Regions from separate parts of the Mus musculus genome. Here region 2 is linked to region 1. The links are chromatin loops, found by intact Hi-C in ENCODE. Cell type or tissue: heart. All regions are shown on one strand.

Region 1 (2,500 bases):
GAAAGAGAGAGAGTGAGATACAGAGGAAGTCATTAGTCACAATGCCCCACACAACCTGTACATATTATACACACATGCCCACCCATGTAGACATATCCCCAATATACATAATAAAAACATTTTAAAAAAGATTTATTTATTTTTATGATTACACTGTAGCACACCAGAAGAGAGCACCAGATCCCATTACAGATGGTTGTGAGCCACCATGTGGTTGCTGGGAAATGAACTCAGGACCTCTGGAAGAGCAGTCAGTGCTCTTAACCCTTGAGCCATCTTTCCAGCCACGACCCGCTCTCCCCCTCCGCCACCCCACCCCCCCCCCCCGTACAAATCCTTTCACCACATCTCTAAGCTGTGCAGCAGTCAGCCTGTGCATCATATCCCAAGAGGCAGCCCCTGGAAAACGTGGGGCTTTGGCTGTGGTGTAGTGTCACCCAGGCCAGCCTCCCCCCTTCTGTGGTAGCTTTCTTTGTGCTAAACAAAGTAGTTTGGCCTCCTGGCCTTTCACATCACAGCCTGGGTTATTTTAGACAGAGATAGATTAGAAAAGAAAGCAGGGACGGCAGCTAGCTCCGATCTGCTGTGATGCTTTAAATGGCCAATTTGGAGAGCACGCCTTTTGTCACTCAGTGCATTCTGGGAAATTCTGCGGTGAAGCTGTTATGTTACAGAGGTCAATCAGAGCCATCTGGGTTAGCAACGTGCTCCCTGAGCACCTACTCTCAATTGTGTGTGATGCTGGGCACTTAGGTCACAGATAGGAGAGAGGCACAGCGTCATTAAACCTGTCATGTGTTAGACACACTATTCAGGTCTGACCAACGATGACTGTGACTAGATACAGCTCATGGCCTGAATCAGATGATGATGATGATGATATTAATGGTGGTGGTGGGATGTGTGAAGACCAGAAGTCAATTCTAGGTGTTGTTCCTCAGGAGCCATTCAGGGTCTCTCACGGGGACCCCGGGTTTGTCACTTCTGACCTCCTGTCTCTGCCTCCTGCACATGCCTGTTTCTTTTTGTGTGAACACTGGGGATGGAACTCAGGTCCCCATGTTTGTGAGACAGGTACTTTACTAATGGAGCCACAACCCCAGCTCACACGACCTGTTTCATGCAGCAGACAGACACAGCCCTGCTCTTTGCCTTGCCCCTTACCTGTGATGTCATGCTTAAAAGACAGCCTCAGGCATGAAGCCTAAAATAGTCACATTCACAGAAAATGTCTGCCAGCTCCCACTTCACACCCCACACTCTCTGCTTCAGAAAATACGTACGCAGGCACGCACATATGCACGTGCACACTTGGGGTTTTGTCTTTTCAAACAAAGCAGGTTATTACCACATGATGCTGGAGACCGTAAGAGAAAGAAAAGTGCATTTCCTCCTGGGATCCACATTGACTCCAACCTGCTGCCTCCCCACATCTGCTCAGTTGTCCCCTTCAGACTCAGGGACTCTCTTCCAGCCAGCCCTTTATCTCTTCTGTCTCTCAGAGTCTGTCAGCATGCTCGGCCACCACCTCCATTTATCCACTAGGGGGCACCCGCATACTGCTGATGGATGACCAGGCCAGCGGAACCAGGGCAGACCAGGGTGGGCTGTCTGCCCAGTGTGAAACAGAGGTGGTGGAAGGACTTGACTTCCACTGTTAGCATCGGTTGCCACATATTGCCTGAGAAAAGGATGGACTGATGCAAAGACTTAATCCCCATGTCCTTGGACTCTGTGTGATGTTCTCGCAGAGATTTTACTGAGGTGTGCTTCAAGAGCTACAGCAGAGCCACTAGTGAATGCACCCAGGGGCCTGGGGCCTTGGTGGCATCTCTAACAAGGCACATGGGCTCTCTGTTTCCGGTCTTGGAAGTGAGGAAATAGAGGTGTAGGATTTAGGGGTCTGGCTCCGAGATGGGGAGAATCAAATTTGCCTGATGAAGGCAGACTTCAAACCATATGGCTCTTGTTCCTACTCTGAGGGGGTGTCATGAGGACGTCTGTCCCCTAGCCACAGTGGTGCTAAGAACTTGGGACTTAGTTATTCTGACATTTCATGATCAAACAAAGATCTATATGGAGGCTGGACCATGGGACTCTGTTATTCCCAGCAGGCAGTGCGACAGGACTCTGCATACAAGGTGGGTGTTAAAATATGTCTAAAGACTGACTTTAGGCAGCATCTGTGACCCGTCACCATGGACACAGCTGCTTTTGAATTCTCCGAGCTCCTGTAAGGAACCCCGATAGACTCACTGCCTCACTAAAGCAGATCCGCATATGGCCTTTTGTCTGTACCCAATCTTTGGTGAGTGGTGAGACCACAGAGAATAACGTTACCAGTATACCAAGTTCCATGGAACTCTGCAGAGGTTAGCGGTCTCATGTTTATTCCGTCCATGAAACATAACCAAATGCTCTGCCCAAACTGCACGTTGGCAGGAAGAACTCATGGAGTCCTTGGTGGTAAAAGAGAGGGTCAGGGGCCTGTGCCTGGAAT
Region 2 (2,500 bases), 460 kb after region 1:
GACAATACAAACTCAATTTAAAAACAATAAACTATTCCCCTTTTTAAAAAGCCAAGGAGAAAATGAGGCAGTAAAACTACCTTACGGGGCTGGTGAAATGGCTCAGTGGGTAAGAGCACCCGACTGCTCTTCTGAAGGTCCAGAGTTCAAATCCCAGTAACCACATGGTGGCTCACAACCATCTGTAATGAGATCTGACTCCCTCTTCTGGTGTGTCTGAAGACAGCTACAGTGTACTTACATATAATAAATAAATAAATCTTAAAAAAACAAAAAACAAACAAACAAAAAAAACTACCTTACAACGAACAAGCATGTGACCACCCCAGAGAAAACACCCCAACTTCATCCACCACACGGCTGCTTCCCACGGACTTCAGACATGAGTTCTTATCATCGGTAAGGAGAAGCAATACCAGGGCTGGGGAGTGGCTCAGCAGTGAGGCGCTTGTCTAGAGTGCCTAAGGCTCTAGGTACTCTTCAGGACACGAAATATCAAAGCAACCAATAACAAGTCTCTATGGGAACAAAGCACTAGAGGCCACGTTAATAGGAAGAGTGTCAAAAATGAATTCAAGGAAAGGGTAAGTTCTTATTGCTTGGCTTATGTCAAACAAAGTAACAGAAACGGACATGACAGCTGGAAAGGCCTGTGCACCAGCCTCCTCCTTTCACCTGAGCCAGTGAAGCCACTCTGCAGGACCCTGCACGGACCCAGAGTTCTGTGTAAAGGAGCTGGACCCACAGTAGCCTGAGCTGATTGATAGCTGTGGATCACTGGATGCTGTCAAGTGTTTACACAGGAGAAATACATATCCGACTCACAGAGCCCTTCAATACACAGGAAACCACTTGTACCAAATCAAGATTGTGACTGCTAGCCAAGCTCCACAGTCACATTTACCTCACGTAAGATACTGTGCTTCCTAAATTTATAAAATAGCACACATAACTCAATATCTAATTTAAATCTCACAAACTTTAAAAAACTTAAAACATAAAAAGTGGAAAATTAGATTCACATGAGTAGAAAGACCTGAAGATGAAGAAGAAACACCTCTATCCACTGTAAAAATAAAGTACTTTTCCCTCCAGATTATATGACAGTACCAAATAGTGTACTTTCAGAAAGACCTTATATCTATGACAATCGGGACATTTTCAAAACAGAGAATCCTGGTAAGAGCAATCCAAGCTGGCCTCTAAGTCCGTCTGAGGAGCAGGGAGAGCACAGCATGTCTGGCTACACCGTGACAGCGGGAGGAGGAGGCTTCTCCAAGCAGAGGCAGGAGCAGCAGCATAAAAGGCACACACCATCCTCACAGGACCTCAGCAGTACACCCGCAGCACCGCTCCTTCCTCAAACTCCACTAGGAGCCATTACCAAACCACAACCCCAGCCAGCCCAACTTTCTACGCAGCCACACTAACCTATTTCTCGACTCTTACACTATTCCATCAAAGAAGTGAGCTCTAAGAAAGAGCACAACCCAACGATACCGTAAATCACTCATTACATCATAAAAGTGCTACCACACTGCCATCCTGTGGAAACACAGTTCCTGGCATTCACTGCTGCAAACTATGCTCCTGGTTAGAAAAATGCCCCCTAAAACAACTGGACTTATTCACATGTACAATTTAGTTTTACTCTGTTTAGAGAGAAATCGATAGAAATCCTAATCTTGTTTTTCCTCAGAATATTGAGTGGCAGTGGCATGGCAGCTAGTGAACCTGTGGCCAATGCCACACTGGGCTCCAGGTCCACTGAAACCGTAGGTTGATAAGAGTGCTGCGCTCACTTCCACACCTCCCTGAGAAGCCATTACAACTCGGCAGCACTCTCTGGGCCATCTTTTATTCTGGAGTGTCAGGGCATGATGTGGAGGTCAGAGGACAACCTAGAGGTCTCCCTTCCTCCTTGAGACAGGTCTTTCTTGGCTGTTGCATACCCTAGTGATTGAATTATGGAGCTACCATGGCTGCTTCAAATGTGTTCCAGTCAGGGCCTCACACAGTGCCTGTCACCTTTTCCTCTGCCCACGTCTCTGGAGTTTTAAGCTACTACTACTCTTCTTTCTGCAAACTTAAGAGAAGGGTCTGTGAACACACAAATCCACCTACATTAACCCACCATAGGGCCCACCAGCCCTTGTAAGTTACTTCATCTCTCGGTCAGTGTCAAATAGGAACAGCTAACAAAATATCCCTCTTCTGTTAGACAAGATACAGAGGAGAAAGACCTTACAATCCAATCAGTTCCACCTGACTGCTATCAAACAATATTAAAGTTTGTAAGAAGGTTGAAAAGTTTACTTAGTAAAGCCACCTTGCTACTTTGTGAGCACTCTGGCTACCGAGAGTTTTGGTAAACGGGTAAAGCCTGGGGAGAGCAGCAAGAGCAACAGGCAGGAAATAGGCTCTTCCGACTAGCAGGACAGCTGGGTGTGCGCACAGGCACAGGTATACACTCTTCTTCCCAGGGACACTGCTCATAGCC

Evidence for each region. Hi-C counts contacts between places; a loop is a spot of excess contacts. Peaks named below come from ENCODE experiments on the same cell type or tissue, not always from the same donor. Only the 100,000 strongest peaks of a DNase experiment are listed, where the experiment ranks them.
Region 2: it touches region 1 in a loop (2.4-fold over the local background); 5 of 42 quality-filtered maps call a loop at or near these places.

Annotation. Positions count from the first base shown.
Region 1 is chr9:114,796,251-114,798,750 of GRCm38, forward strand. The region is part of intron 1 of Cmtm8 (CKLF-like MARVEL transmembrane domain containing 8); the gene reads right to left. Among named protein-coding and RNA genes, the nearest start is that of Cmtm7, 16 kb to the left of the region's middle. In heart, no CTCF peak of the experiment used is centred here; a DNase peak (open chromatin) is centred at 1,541; H3K27ac peaks cover 772 bases.
Region 2 is chr9:115,260,239-115,262,738 of GRCm38, forward strand. The region is part of intron 5 of Stt3b (STT3, subunit of the oligosaccharyltransferase complex, homolog B (S. cerevisiae)); the gene reads right to left. Among named protein-coding and RNA genes, the nearest start is that of Stt3b, 49 kb to the right of the region's middle. In heart, a CTCF peak has its summit at 1,555 (motif pointing left); no DNase peak of the experiment used is centred here.